2 separate regions of the Mus musculus genome follow, and region 2 is linked to region 1. A link is a loop called in an ENCODE intact Hi-C map of the cell type or tissue named here. Cell type or tissue: left cerebral cortex. All regions are shown on one strand.

Region 1 (8,000 bases):
GACCTTTAGAGAAACTATGCTCAACCATCTGCATAGCTGAGTATTTCAACTTACCACTTCCTTAGTAAGTGTACATTTTAACTCACACTCAGTATAATAGCCGCAGTACCTAAGCAGAAACAGACTGACCAAAAGAAATAGCCCAGAAAGATATTTCAGAGAATGACCAAAGAATTCTCCTTTAGTCAAGGAGAAAGGCCGTCCAGGCAGACTTGTTTTGACTACAATGTCAACCCCAGGAAAAGGAACGACTTTCCCACTTCCCTACAGTCTCTGTTAACTTGAAAATTGGTACTCAGATGATTCTGTTTGCCCTCAGGATAGCTTGAGATTCTCACACCCAATGAGGCTCTAGCCAGGGACTGAGGCCTGCTGCCTCAGGGTCTGCCACGGGAAAGGGGGTCGGGACATGGGCTCCTTGCTTTTGTTTTGTTTTCCTTTTTGTTTTTTTTTAAGATTTATTTATTTTATTTATATGTATTTATTGTATTTATGAGTACACTGTAGCTGTCAGACACACCAGAAGAGGGCATCAGATCCCATTACAGATGGTTGTGAGCTACCATGTGGTTGTTGGGAATTGAACTCAGGGCCTCTGGAAGAGCAGTCAGTGCTCTTAACCACTGAGCCATCTCTCCAGCCCGGGCTTCTTACTTCAACAGGAATCATTCCACAGTATGTCCTGCCTGTACCAGCTGTAGCTGGTGCCTCAAGAGAGAAAAGTGATCCAAGGTATTGAAATGGGGCACTCATCTTCCAGTGGGGGCCTGAAGACAGGCACGGTCAAGTAACAAAGCATAAATAATAGAGTCCTGAGTGTTTTCAGAAAAACATCTGGAGATGGGGAAGGCAGGACTTCAAAAATACAGAGACGGGCCACCAGCCTTCCAGTGGGTGTGGTCAGAGCATTGGGACATTTTATCAGTCATAAATCACTAACAGAAACTGGCCAAGTTCAAGGGCTTTGGGGAGGACCTCGGTGATCCCTTGCAAGCAGAGGGATCATATATGTCTTAGAGGGATTCCACTTGCACTGAACATGGGCTCTCATGTGCAGAATCAAAGATGCAGAAATCAGAATAATGGTTAAGTGACTTGCTCAGGCACTCACTCTAAACTTCCACCATACTTCCTGCCTCTCCAAGAGCATTGCTTGAAGGAGACTACTCACTTATCAGACAGAATGTCATGCTGCCTAGCCTGGCCTTGAACCCACCACGTAGCTGAGGATGACTGGACTTCTGCCTCTGTTTCCTGAGGGCCGGGTTTACAAGCGTGCAGCATGGTGACAGGTCTGGAAAGGGAATGTTTCAGAGTTCCGCTTGTCCCTTGCACCCTGGCAAGAACACCAAGTGGGAATGAAAAGAATCTCAGAATTGTTCTGAGAAAAGAAAATCCAAAGCACTATTAAGAAAAAAATCCACATACCGTCACCTCCTGTTTCTGACACACAGATTTGAAAGCAGCAGCAAACATGCAAGAGGCACCGAGGAGTCCTGGTTTGATGCTAAACGTTGCTTATTGCAATGTGTATGGAGCACAGCTGACCATGGAAGCCTCCGTCCTTTTTATTTTAGGACCAGACACTCTAGGGAACATCTGCAGGACAGCCTATATTCAGATCTCTTGAGATATAGATGTGGAAATGGAGGTCCAGAGAGTTGGGAACTGCCCTGGAGGACAGTCCAGCAGCTGGGCCTGAAGCTGGTTTGCCAGAAGACTACCAGGTCAACACAGTCTCTGGTTAACCAGGCTTCAGTCTGTCCACTCCCTAAGCCGTATGTGTGGACGCTGGTAACAAGCCACAGTTGTCAAGTTACACATACATCCCCCTTGTTTACAAAAGAAAAAGAAAGAAAAGAAATCCCCATATGAGATCTGAGATCGTGCACATAAGCCTCAAGTGTATTCACCCACACTGTCAGGTTTATGGCTTGCCCAAGCCTTGCTATCAGCTGTTTATCTTCATTGCCATCCCACTGAAATAATAACATGGATCACAACCACTAGCGCTCTTCTTGCTCAGTGTGAAGGATAACGTGGAAATATTGATGCAAATGCCCAGTGTTTATCACCGTGCTATCATTTCAATGGCGCCGAAGCTGAAGAAATCACTCCTTAACGAGGCCATCCCAAACAAATTCCTCACCACACGCACTTCGCTGAGAGATCAGATCCTATTAGCCTAACTAAAATTCTGTGTCACTTGGTTAGAACCAAGACAAGAAAACCAGTAAAAACTCCGGAGTGGGGGGTGGGGGTGGGGGGTGGATATCTGTTTGTTTTCCCCAGAGATTTATTAACCATATGTCTTCTACTAAAACCTAAGTTGTTATAACGGCAGGAAGTTTAACTTTCAAGAGCAGTCAATACTGAACTTTGAAGAGCATTTATGAATAATAATGCATTAGGGAAGGTCAGCTGGGCTTTTGCTCTAAAAAGTTAAGTAGTCCACGCCCTCGCCCTGGATGTGTTTCCAAAGTATTCCTTATCGGCAGGAGGAGGCAAATGACCCCAGCCGTCGTCTTAAATGTGCAACTTTGCTTATCTTCCTGTATTAATGATCCTGCCGCAGTTGTTGTATTAACCTTATCACACAGAATGGCAATAAGGGAGGCCTAATGTGCAAGAAAGAGGAAAAACATTCCTTCTAATCTCAGGGACCTTCTTCTAACCCTAGCAATTTTCTGACTGTCAAGCAGAGTGAAAAATGAAAGTTGGGCTTTTACAGAGTTTTTGTAAAAATCACAAAGAAGCTAAATGTTTTCAAATGGGTGACTCACTAAACATCATACAGTGTGAAGAGAACCCAGATTAGATTATCCTCTGAGCGGCCAGTCCTGGCTGTGTGGGCTCCGCTAAGGAGTCCTGACAAGGAGACGGGAGGAGGTGGCTCTTGAGAAAGCCACTCCTCCTTCAGAGCTCTGAACTGCTCATGGGTGGATCGGCAGAACCCTGTCCCTGGAAAGCTTTCTTTTTCTTCTGTTCTCTCTCTTTTTAAAGATTTGCTTATTTATTTTATGTATAGGAGTACTCTGTCTTCGTGCATCCCATTACAGATGGTTGTGAGCCACCATGTGGTTGCTGGGTATTGAACTCAGGACCTCTGGAAGAGCAACCAGTGCTCTTAACTGCTGAGCCATCTCTCCAGCCCCAGAGACTCCTTTTTTATACAGTCTCTGTCCACATGGAGGAGGTTCCAAGTCTCCCTCTTTTAATTCCTTTTTAACTTTGACAACAAAAGAACCTTGACCCCCAAGACTCCTCTATCTCAGGATACTTGAGAAACCAACTAACTTTAAGATTGAAATTAGTATATTTTTTTCGGCTGCAAATGCTTGCCCTCGTCACACACAGCGGTGGGGTGACCTCGCCCCCTTCCACTTCCCATGCCAGGTAATTTTATTTTTCATTATCCCTTTAATGCAGAGCAGGGCCACTGATTACAAAAAAGCAGTTTGCCTCTAGCAATAGGTCTTCTTCAGTAATCCTCACTGTCATGGAAATTCCAGCTGCTACAAGAATAAGAGGCTCAATCCATATTTGCCAGTTCTAATATGAAATCTGTCAGAGCCCAAATTAATGAGTTCCAAATTCCTTACATCACGATAACAGGTTAAGACTGGTCAATTAATTACATAAATCCTTCCCGATTCATTGTGCGTTTGCAGCCCTGATTGTGTCTTACATTACTCCGTGACACAAGGCCTTTTGGCTCCTGTTGTTCCAAAGAAAGGCCCCATTTAAGTGGAGGCTGCCTGCCACGGCAAAAATGTTAAATGTCACACGTTAAATGTGCACTTTTCTGTAATTGCTTTTGTTAAAAAAAGAAAAAAAAAAGATTAAAGTACAGGGCTCCTAACACAGTACCGTGCTGAGGGCTGGAACTGTACTGAGCACCCGCTTGGACGGTGAGACGCCTCTGCTCTGCCTCTAGCAGGACATACAGACTCTTTGGCACCCATGCTCTGCAGGAAGAAGCCAGAAGGTTGTGTTTGTGAAAATAAACCCAGTTCCCCAAGATCAATACTAGCAAATATAGACCTTTGAATATGCCTTTTTTTAAAATGAGAGGATTAAAATCTGAGTCCAGCTTCTCGTCAGGTGTTAAGAGTACTATTAAGTGTGTAACCCATATTGGACCTAGTTAACTTGAAAAGAGAGGCACATTATACAAGAGTATATGGTACATGTGTAGTTTTAGCATCACCCAAAAGGATGCTCCTGATGGCTTTGCTATTTAGATTTATAACTGATATGTACCTACAGAAAATAGAATTGAGGACTCAGAGGACCACAAAATTATCCAGGTCAAATGTTTTCTTTTCTTTTCTTTTCTTTTTTCTTTTGTCCAAATGAGCTTAGAGTCACAGCTAGGTAGACTGTGATCTGCCGTGACATGACTCTCAACACCTAGTGCCATCTCCCCCTTCACCCCCTCTGTCTTGCTTTCTGGCCCGATGCAGATTTAGCCTGAACCATCTCACCACAGGCTTAGAGTCTGGAGAGCACAAGCCAGCAGATGATGCTCTGGGCATAGACTGCAGGGTATCAACGCGCCACGCTGCCCGACAGCGACCCCGTCCGTCCACCCGTGGCCTCGCACCGCAGGTCAGCTTCAAGTGACCTGGCTCAGCAGCTTGGGGACCTACATCTCCCCACGCGCGACCCAGAACCTGGACGCACGCGATTCTTTCCCAGGGACGAAAGTTCCGCTCCTGGGCCCAACCGGGTCAGGCAAGAGAGGAAGGTTAGCGTATTGGGCTCCGGTCTGGAAGGTTCCAGGCTCCTGGGAATAAGCGCACAGCGCAGCGTGGGGTCAGCTAAGGCTGGAGCTGATGGAGCCATGTGCACTCTCTCGGAGGGCGGCGGTCTGAAGAACAAAGGCCCACGTGCCTCCCCCACCCACGCCCGGCACGTGTGCGGTGGCTTTGTTTGGTCCTCACTGTCTGGGTGCGGGACGCTGGCGGTGCCGGAGGCAGGTGGGCCATGGTAAATCGCTCTCCACCCGCCCACTCCAAATGGCTTCCTCCCATCCCCCACTCAGTTCCGCAGAGCAGTTGCTATGGGTTACCAGGGCGGTTGCCATGGGTTACCCAACCGAGGAAGCGGGAGCATGCGTGGGATGGCAGGAGCTTGAGGGCTGCTGAGCCGAGGCCCACGGGGGTGGGGGACTGAGCTATAAAGAAGGTCCAGGTAAGAGTCGAAATCCACGCGCTATGACACTCAGAGCCTGCTGGCTTCTGCAGCATCTCTACTTCTCTTTTGCTTAAAGCAGAGTGGATTCCGCACAAATTTTTGTAGCTTAGTGTTCTTCTCTCCCTCTTTTCTAATCTATCTTTTGAAAATAAGTCTTTGGAATTTTGAAGGAAAAGGGTCATGAACTACCAGAGTTTTTGCTGCTAAAATAAATTAATGTCCAGTGCACTATTTTTAACAAGGACCTAGAAGTTTCCAGCAAGAGGGAAAGGGTTTGACTTAAGGGCTGACAGTGGTGACTGGACTGTAAAACGCGTCCAGCCAAGAACAAAGCCCTGAACCCATTGTGAATGTATCAAACTCCAAAGGAATTGTTTCTTTACATGCTAAATTATTTTTAGCTCCATTTATTAAAATGTCTGCATTTCTTGCCTTGACTTGCAAAGAAAACTGTATCTATGCCTTTAATGAATGTCAAGTTGCCACAACTAAGTTCAGACATTTTACGTTTAAAAATGTGTTCATAGCAAATTAAGAAATGGTTTTCTTCAGAAACAAAACTGTATTGAAATAAATGCTTTCTCGGTGGAAAGGACGGCGTTGTACTCATCCGGCACCAGCTAACTAATTTAAATATTTTTTAAAAAGACAATTTAGAAACAGAATAAGCCTTCTTAATTTTTGTACTTAAAAAAAAAAATTAGGCCTTTCATGAAAATGGCTCAATCCTGAAAACCTTATTGTACACATTTAACTTGATAATAAACCCTTAAAGAAGCAACAAAATAAAGAAGCTGGGCTCAAGACAACATCCAGCTGCCACTGTTGGCTAGAACATGGATAAACTAAATAAATTTGATTAAGTGCTAATGTCATGTAAGAAGTTTTATGCGTTTACTTCTCCATGTTGCTAATAACTTGTTTGTATTTGTTGTTAAATATAATTTGAAGTAGACCTGAAGAGCTCTGGCAAAATATATTTAGTATCTTAAGGAATGGCAAATGATTGAAGACAAACATTTGTGGTTTCCCCTAGTGTTTTTTTTTTAACTGAAATTTTTAACTAGAATGAAAATCACTTTGTAGCAAAGGAGACTTTAAGTCTTAAGTAACAGGTTGTTGACTTTCACTGCCAACACCTTCAGCTACGTATAAAGTCAACTCTAAAACAAAATACAAAGGATTATGACCTTTCAGGTGCTGTACCTGCAGAAAAATCCAGAAAAATCGAGTTTTGCTGACTGTAAACCATAAGACATACAGAACTACGATTCTTAAAGCTTAATTCACATTTAAAATAACACTAAATGTATCCTCTGCTTAGTTACATGTTAAATGCTTAGCTACTTGTTTTCCTACAGACATGAGAGCATAAAACAAAGCCCTATTGGAAATGGAACTATCTAGACCCCAAAAAGTCAGTTTGAAGACGCTTGCTGGGGCTCAGCTGTTTTGACAGCCAAAGCAGAGCAAATACAACGCAGGGAGCCTCAAACCAAGTCTGACCAGAGCTCTTCAATGAGAAATTACCAGTAATTACAAAAAAAAAAAAAAAAAAAAAAAAAAAAAAAAATCACAGACCTTAGGTCTGAGTTAGAGGAAATATATTCTCCTATGTAAAGTAAGAAATCGAACAAAGTTTTGTTTTGCTTTGCTTTCATGTTTAATGTGAAAACAGTGACTGTGGAGTTTATGGAGCAAACATCACTTCATATTAACTTCAAAGGTTATATTATGTCACCAAGAAGTAGCATGATAACTGATGTCACAATTTATGCTTTCCAAAAAAACGCCGTTAAAACATAAATGATGTGAATTCATCTACACTGCTGAGGAACTTGCTCTGAAACTCTACACACAGCTGCATAATCACTTCCTTTTGGCATTAAAATAAAGACAATTAGAGGACACGGTTAACAGGATCTAAGACATAAATCAAAATATTTACACAAGTTTGATAATGTTTCAGACAGAACTTTAAAAAATCATTCTTATTCCAAATTGAATGTTTGGTTTTTTTAACCAATTCTCTGTAAGAAGGCTCTCAAAGGACAAGTCAATAACTTTTTATTAATACAATAACTCTTAAGTACCCAAGTAAATGGCTGCTTTTTGCTGCCGCTTTTGCACCCACGAGAGTGGGAGCCATTCATTGGAAGCAACAAGTTATCCCTCTTAGGTGAAAATTCCTTCTGCTGGTTCCCAGAGATACCTAGGAAGACTCTGGGGAACCCTTGGCTAATTATCCCAGGAAAACTGCTGCCTCGGCTGAAACTGGAAGCTCATGGTGGACCCCAAGATATCTTATCTTTGGGACACTTAAAAAAAAAAAGCTATTTTATTCCAATTAAGCCAGTCTTTTGAGAGACACCTAGAAAGAAAGGGCTTCTAAAACATGAACATGAGCTCTGATGTTAGCAACCCAACTTCCACTCCAAAATTACTGAAATATTTATGGGTAAAATTAACTCATAAAAACCTTCTTCTAACTGAAAAAATGAACCGTGAGGAGCTATTCCTCATGGAAGCTACCTGGTGACTTTTTTTTTTAATGTACATTTTTTTAATGACAGAAAATAAATCATAAGATATGATTCTAATTGCACAATGACTCATCGCCAGAGCCAGTGTTTAAGCTGATTTTGGACAGTGAGAATGTATTTCTAAATCTGTGTCTGGCAAATTTAAGCAAAATTACAAAGACTTTTGTTTTTTTTCCCTCCTAGGATGTAAACGTTTGTTTTGTTGTTGTTTTTGTTGTTTTAGTGCATCTCTATTTGTAAGACATATTTTCCATTTAC
Region 2 (8,000 bases), 130 kb before region 1:
TGGGAAAGTAGCACTAGGAATACAGCATTCATTCCCGTCCACAGGCCACGGAGGAGAAGTCCAAGGAGGGATGGTCCCCTCTCTCCCCTTGCTTCTTCCAAATACCTACCCCTTACTCTGCATCTTCCTCTGCTCCTCACATTGGTCCACTGAAGTGGCCAACCCAGCCGACAGAGAGAAACACACAGGATTTTCAAATACAAAGCATCTCAATTAAAAAAAAAAATGTTGAGACCTGGACATGACGTGAGATCAGTTTATGTAAGCTGCTCATTGTATGAGTGTGTGTGTGTGTGTGTGTGTGTGTGTGTGTGTGCGCGCGCGCGCGCGCATGTATGTGCACGTGTGTGCAAGTGTGTGCGGGACTGTGTGAATAAGTGTTAGTGGTACATGTGTGAGTGTATGTGTGTATGCATGAGTGAGTGTGTGTGTACATGTGTGAGTATGTATGAATGTGTATGTGAATGTGTAGGTATGAGTATGTGTGCATGTGTGTGTATGTGAGAGTGTGCACAGGTACGCACATGTGCAAGTACATATACATATGTGTGTATATAGATGCATGCATATACATGTGTACATAGACCAGAAGGCAGTATCAGGTGTCTTTTATTTCATCTTTAATCCTGTGTTTGCATGTGAGTATGTGCATGTGAGTGCAGGTGCCCTCAGAGGCCAGCGGCATCAGATGCCTCTGGAACTGGTGTTATAGGCAGTTCTGAGCCACCCAAAATGGATGCTAGACATGAGACCTGTGTCCTCTGTAAGAGCAACGAGTGTTCATAACATCAGAGCCATCTCTGCGGTCCTCCATCTTATTTTTGCGACAGGATCCCTCACTAACTTTGGAACTCACCCACCCATCAAGATGCCCTTTTGTCTCTGCTACCCAGTGAGATTACAGGAACACAGCATGCCTTAGGCCTAGCTTCTTACATGGACACTGGGTATCAAGCTCATATCCTCATGCTTGCCTGGCAGACACTTTATCCACTGAGCCCCTGTTGATGTTACTAATACTCAGTAAGAGAAAATGAGGGCCCCTGTTTGTGACAGGTATTAAAGGCAGACCTCACCAGACTGGCCATAAAAGGCTGCCTTCTCCCTTGCTTCCCAGGGTGGTAGAGCCAGCCAATCTCCAACCCATGTGACTGCACTTCCATCCAAGACAATTTGAATTAATTTTGTGCATGAAATTTGGTGGGGTGCAGTGCCAAATATTTAACTGAAATCAAGATGCAAACTTCCCTCGATCCACTCAGTTCTGTAAATCCTGTCAAAAATGAAACCAAAGCCATTAGGCGTGCCTGCCAACTCGGGCCCTCTCTGCCCCAGCTGCTCATCGTTCTAGGTTCCTTTCCTCCTGGCGTGTCCCCCCAGCCCTGTGGTATTTGTTCTGGTATATTTATGGGTCTCCAGGCAGGACCTTTGTGCTGTTAGCTCTACTGATGTTGCCAAGTCTAAGATCCCTTTTAGGGACTGGTTTTATTTAAAGAGCACCCCATTAATGGGTTTAATGGCCTTTCAATCACTTAGCATGCATTGTCAATGAGATAGAATCGATTTTCTGAGGATTCTGGTTCTGGGGGGAAAACAAACAGCCCTAGCTTCCGACTGCAATGTGGCCAGTGAACAGACGATGAAGAACTGAGCTGCAGCCGGGATGCCAAGCATCTCATGAGGCAACCAGGCAGCAAGCTGGGCATGCTAGACCCTGAGACACTCTGCCTGGCATCTTTAGAAGAGTCCCACTGTCCATTCACAGGAGACCTGATCCAAACCTAATACATTATTTTTGGGGGGAGCGATGTATGTTTCTTGTGATAGTTTATCAAATCCTCAGGCTCATAGCTATAGCCCTGGTATAGCTCATAGCCCAGGGTCTCCAGACATGAACTTAGAAAAGCATCATTTTCATTATGCAAGGCTTCACAGATCAGAACCCTCACACATGCTTGCACTTTTGGGGAGCACTGAATTCCACCCTTGAATTGATGATAGCGTTTGTCCAAGTGACTCTGGGGCTCCGAATGGTGGGGATCCCGGCAGGGACATGGGAAAGGTGAAAAGTACAGTGTCTGTGACACTCGGGGTTTGACTTGTCAAAGTTAGGGGATCTTTTCATTGTTGCTAAGCAAAGCATGCCTCTTCCTGCTCTCCGACAATCAGCTTCCGGTTAATCCCTGTCCTCTTCCTTGTCCTTAAGCGTCCTTCCAGAGCCCCAGACTGAGTCCTCACCCCACCACTGACCCTGTAGGCATTCCTTGGCACTCAGTGTCCAGACTCCTCTCTGGGAAGGTGTGTACTGATTGTCAGTTCTGACCTCCCTTCCCAGAGAAGGAGAGGCTAAGGAGACAGGTCCCTTCTGACAGGAAAACCTTTCTCCTCGAGCTGAACTTACTGTGTCTTCTATTCTGTCTCACTCACCTTTCCTAAGGTATGCAAAACAGACCCAGTCATGTCCAGTTCAAAATAATACCGAGAGCACCTGTCACCTGCAAAGTGTCCATCCTGTGTCAAATGCCTAGAACCCCCCCCCCCCGTCTCTCCCCTCTGTTGTCTTATAAAAATACCTCCGGAGATAGAGAAAAGGATACCGTGAGGTTAAACAATTTCCTGAGGTCCCACACTAGCTCTGGGCTAGTATTTTGTGTCTGTTTTTATTTTTAAATCCTAACCTGGTATTATTACTAATGATGATAGCTTAAAGATAAGACTGAATGTCAGATATATGAACCACCCAAGGTTCCCCAGCTTATCAGTGTCAAGGCAAGCATCTGAGACCAGCTGATGTCTGTGCTTAGATCACAATACCAATGTCACCTCCCAAGGCCTGTGGTTCCCCCATTGCACCAAAGCTCTTCTGTCTTCTCCTAAGCAATTTGGAAAGTGTCCCATAAGTTTCTCCAAAACAGTGGTTGGAAAAGGAACGGAAGAGATGCCAGGCGGAGCCGTCTCCACGCGCCCCTGCCTTGAACTGGAAGCTCATTTGCATTTGTCCTTCTGCAATCATTTCCAATTCCCAAGCAGAACACAATTTAACTGCAAAATTTGCCTTAACTAGGCAGCTGTCTGCCGCAGTCAGGCACCAGGCTCAGGTGCGGCTCCCAGTAGGCACTCCTGAAGCAGTGTGCCAGCCTCTGTAAAGCAATACAAAGTCACCTCGGAGAAATGAGACACCACTTGGATGAGACACGCGCTCCTGGGCCTGCTCATTGTCAGTTCAGAGTGGTGCAGTGGGTGCCAATCACGGCTCAATTACTCCCAGACTTGCCTGCTAAAGGTGTCCCTGTCATTTAGGGGAGCTGGTTCACGGCCAGCTACCACATGTCCATGTGTCAGGTGCCAGAAGGGTTACCTGAGATATTGTGTTGGAAGGGAACAGGTTCGGATTTACTTGGACTCTCTCCATGATGCCACCAGTCCATCAAAAGGAAGGATCCCAAGAGCCAAAAGGGCAGACAGTAGAACTCAACACCATCGGATAATGTTTACGACATTATACTAAAGGCTTAAAGGTAGGACAATACCTCTTCTCCTCTGACCCAGCATTAGACAGGGGTAGGGGGACTAATTGTGGTAAGCAAGGCAGGTGCCCTTAGAAAAGGACAAGCAAGCCCAAGGTTGTCTGCTCAGAGGCCTCAGCTGACACGGGAGCAGGAGAAAGACTACAGAAAGTAGCAAAGAAGAGTACAATACTGCGGTGTCTAATCTGTGAGGTAAAGGAAATTACAAAGATGTCCTAGAGGAGGAGAAGAGGGAGAAGGTGAAAATAACCCTGGGTCTCAGGGTACCCCGGTGCCAGTGAGATGGTACCAGTATCCAGTGAGACCAAGAAGAGATTCAGGAGAATATCCAGGTGATTGACAGATAGGCAGAGCACATTAGGCAATGATGTCAGGAAAGGGCACAGTGAGCTTCGGTCAAGGAGACAGGATGACAGCGAGGAAGAGTTGATATTGGTGACTCTTCCCTGGAGATGTTTGGGAGGGTGAGGCTGGTGTCGCAAGAGAAAGCCTGACAGAAGATGTATTTAGGGGCTAAGGACAGCGTGCTCTGAGTCCAAGGAAAGCTGAGGGGGGACACAAAGGGGAATGTGTTCCTGATGGGACAAGACTCCAAGGCAGTAAGAGAGGCTGGGGATACAGCAGGTCATATTCACAGTGGAAAGACAGAGAAGCCCTCAAGCAAGACAGGAGCAAGCAAAGAGATAGGGAACCACTGCAGCCATCTAGAGATGGAGATGCAGATGAGGAAAGAGCTCCCAACCGGCCCCTTGACATTGCCAGTGGGTCACCAAGGAACTGATGTGCCCTCTAAATAGTGTGAGGCCATTCTAAAACAGTTATCTTTTTTTATAACTGGACGGATACTGTCTTAGTCACTGCTCGGGTGCTGTGAAGAGACAGCATGACCAAGGCAATTCTTTAAGAAGAAAACATTGAAGTGGGTGCCTGATCGCCACTTCAGAAGTTCAGTCCGTTATGAATGTGGCAGGGAGCCTGGTGTCACACAGGCAGACGTGCTGCTGAAGCAGTGGCTGAGAGTCACATCCTGACCCACAGGGGTGGTGGTTTAAAGATGCTTGCCCCTTAAGTGAGGAGATGTGGCCTTGTTGCAGTAGGTGTGGCCTTGTTGGAGGAAGTGTTGAAGTAGGTGTGGCCTTGTTGGAGGAAGTGTCACTGTGGAAGTGGGCTTTGAGGTCTCCTATGGCTCAGGCTCCATCCAGGGCAGAAGAGCCTCCTCCTAGCTGCCCGAAGAAAACAGTCTCCTGCTGGCTGCCCTCGGATCAAGATGTAGAACCCTCAGCTCCTTCTCCGGCACCATGTCTGCCTGGATGCTGCCATGCATTCTGCCATGATGATAATGGACTGAGGCTCTGAAAGTGTAAGCCAGCCCCAGTTAAATGTTGTCCTTTATAAAAGGTGCCTTGATCATTTTGTCTCTTCCCAGCAAGGGAACTATAACTAAGAGAAGGCAGAGAGAGAGAGACTGTGGGCTTGGAATGGACTTTTGAAACCTCAAAGCCCACCCCCACTGACACACTTCCTCCAACAAGGCCAGGCCTCCTAATTCAACTAACCCTTCCAAATAGTGCCACTCCCTGGTGACCAAGCCCTGAAATGTGTAAGTCAATGAGGAGCAACTTTACTCAAATCCCCACAGAGATGCTAACGGAGGCAGCACGAGAGTCATGCCATTCAATTTTCATCTAGACATTTTTCATGTGTTCTTTTGGGGTTTTGTTTGATTGATTGATTGATTGATAATTTGTTCTTGGTCTATCTTGTCTTCACTTCTCCCCCTGACAACCTTCATCTCAAAGGTTTGGCTTCTCTCTTAACCATCGGCTCCACAGCCCATGGGCCTACACAAACATTCCAACGACAACCTGGTCTTCCTCTCTGATGTTGCACTCCCTTCAACCCTCCCCCACATCCCACCCCCCATCCCCCACTCCCACACCCGCATCTTCACATTGATACTGTGCTCTCAAACCCAGCACCAGATCTGAGCTTCAGTAAGGTGAGAACTCAGTTCATTACATCACTCCTCTGGGGGTCTAGCAACAATGTTTAGGTTATCCTAAATGAGGCTAGGAGCTGGGAGAAGCTGCTCCATTTGCCCTGAAGCTCAGAACAATGATACTCATTTAGGAAAGTCTCATGGCAGAGGCCTAAGTAACTATTCTTGACATTGGCATCCCCTCGCCCCTCACTATGGGTCTAACTTTGACATCAAAGCTCTGGATGTGGGATTTTCAGTCTGGAGCTCAAATCATCAGCCCAACAGTTCTCTGGGCCTTGAGATGGAGTTCTCTGATCACTGGTCAGTATTAGGGCTCAGACAGTTTCTGGCATCTCTTTGGGAACTGGGCTCAGGATGCAGTCATACTGTGGTAGTTTCAGCAGAGTTTTACTGAATTTTGAGAGGTATTTCATGAAGGTACCAGGCAGTTGCGATCCGCGGCAGGTTAACAAGACATTGGTCCTGGGTATCAGGGAGGATAGAGAACACATCCAGGAGTGGGCCTATTCTATTTCCTGTAACTATGTGCACATCTATATCTTGAGATGAAAAGTATAATTTCTTTTTTAAGATTTATTTATTTATTTATTTAATGTATATAAGTACACTGTAGCTGTCTTCAGACACACCAGAAGAGGGCATCAGATCCCATGACAGATGGTTGTGAGCCACCATGTGGTTGCTGGGAATTGAACTCAGGACTTCTGAAAGAGCAGAACCATCTCTCCAGCCAGCCCCCCCCCCAAGTATAATCTCTAAAGGGCTCATGGACAAGGGAGGCTGCAGTTCTCAATGGACAGTTTCAGTAGATATTCTAACAGTGTGTTACACAACAGTGTGATTGTATTTTACATGATTTTCAAAGGGTTGGGTGGTATATTTTATGTTACGGGTTTTAAGCATGATTTTTTTTTAGTTAAAGCCTAATTTTAAGGCTTTAAGAACTTCTGTCTAAAATTATAAATGACAGTGTCAAGCATTGACAGGACACGGAGGAAATAGAGCCCTATACAACTCAAATGGAAAATCTTGAAATGCCTCACTCAATTAGAGATATACTTACAATATTAACCAGGAATCTATCCTGCATAAGTGAAAATGTATCCCTCTAAGAAAGACTTAAACTAATTTTTTTGTCAAAATAGTCCCAAACTGGAAATAATCTAAATCTCCATCATTGACAAATGAACAAAAAAAATTAAGATTCATTCAATAGAACAGAGTCCCGAGATAAAATAAAGTTAATACATATACAACGCACATGAACTTCAGAAAACACTATCTAGACATGATCATATATTGTGTGTATTCATTTATTTGCAAATATAACGTGTAATTCTTGTCCATATTTAAGGAATGAGGATCCATGGTTGTGTAGACACCATAGGAAAACAATGGTAGGGACTGACTGCAAAGAAAGTCAAGGGGACTTTGGGGGTGATAAAATGTTCTGTATTTTTATGGTGGTAGTGGTTTCTCAGACACATACACATTTGTGTGTGTGTGTGTGTGTGTGTGTGTGTGTGTGTGTGCATGCGTGTGTGTGTGTGCATGCGTGTGTGTGTGTGTGTATGTATGTGTGTGTGTATGTGTATGTGTGTATATGTGAGTGTGTATGTGTGTGTACATTTGTGTGTGTATGTGAGTATATGTATGTGTTTCATTTCATGAAGGATAGCTCAGTAAAAAGTGACTGAGCAAAGAGAGGGCTCCCAGAGTCATTAGCAGATAAAAGCTAAAACCTATTTATGGTTTTCTCATCTCCCATAGCTTCTCTTCTCATTCCTGAAAGCATTTTCCTCTTCAGGCTCCCTGAGCCGATAGACTCCAGCTCCCATCAGCCAGTAGAGGGAACTCTTTCTCAGGTGGACGTTTCCTCAGCCTGTAAGGTGCCAGGCTAATCTGGAAGCTGTACAGATGTGCTGGGCATGCCTATCAATGGGAAGATGTCTCACTCGACTGTGAAACTGCTGATGCAGAGGAGTGCCAGGTCTAGACGCTGGATGCTGTAGCAGCTGAACTCTGGGGAAACCAGCTAAGAAACCTGCTGAAACAGCAGATGGACCTGGCGATGGACCTTTCTGTGTGGCTCTCTTCCTATTGATAGCCATCCCTAGCACCCCTTGGGAAGTGGTCTGGCTGCTTTCATGTGTCACAATTTTCTACTGGCACAACATTATACCATCTTGCCAGCATTCTGTGAGCCATGATCATGTCCTTGTCAGCAAGATTGAGTTTCACCCTTAAAGGTTGTTGTGTGCCTTACATATCTGTACTCTCTTATGGTTAGACTTCTGTTTTGTTAGCCAATACCTGCTTACCAAAATCTCTGATACAGTGCGCGGTGTATGGCAAGCTACCCTTGTCCTGATTCAGCTCAGGTTGATATGCCTCCCTGTGTACTGACTCGATTCTTCCTTTCCGTTGACACTTGGTCCCGGCCTCGTCTCCTGGGCTCAGGAGATGCCTGG

What was found. A loop is a pair of places that touch in the nucleus more often than their neighbours do. Peaks named below come from ENCODE experiments on the same cell type or tissue, not always from the same donor. Only the 100,000 strongest peaks of a DNase experiment are listed, where the experiment ranks them.
Region 2: a loop joins it to region 1, with 3 times the contacts of the local background. A loop is called at or near these places in 5 of 42 quality-filtered maps.

The regions. Positions count from the first base shown.
Region 1 is chr6:51,589,518-51,597,517 of GRCm38, reverse strand. It overlaps Snx10 (sorting nexin 10), which reads right to left. Exons shown (of 7, transcript NM_001127349.1): 7 at 6,848-8,000. Among named protein-coding and RNA genes, the nearest start is that of Snx10, 70 kb to the right of the region's middle. In left cerebral cortex, CTCF peaks have their summits at 527 (motif pointing right) and 4,589; DNase peaks (open chromatin) are centred at 2,855, 3,852, 4,610, 5,067 and 1 more place; H3K4me3 peaks cover 1,524 bases; H3K27ac peaks cover 4,394 bases.
Region 2 is chr6:51,722,646-51,730,645 of GRCm38, reverse strand. No RefSeq gene overlaps it. Among named protein-coding and RNA genes, the nearest start is that of Gm38811, 15 kb to the right of the region's middle. In left cerebral cortex, a CTCF peak has its summit at 7,376 (motif pointing right); DNase peaks (open chromatin) are centred at 1,176, 3,008 and 7,394.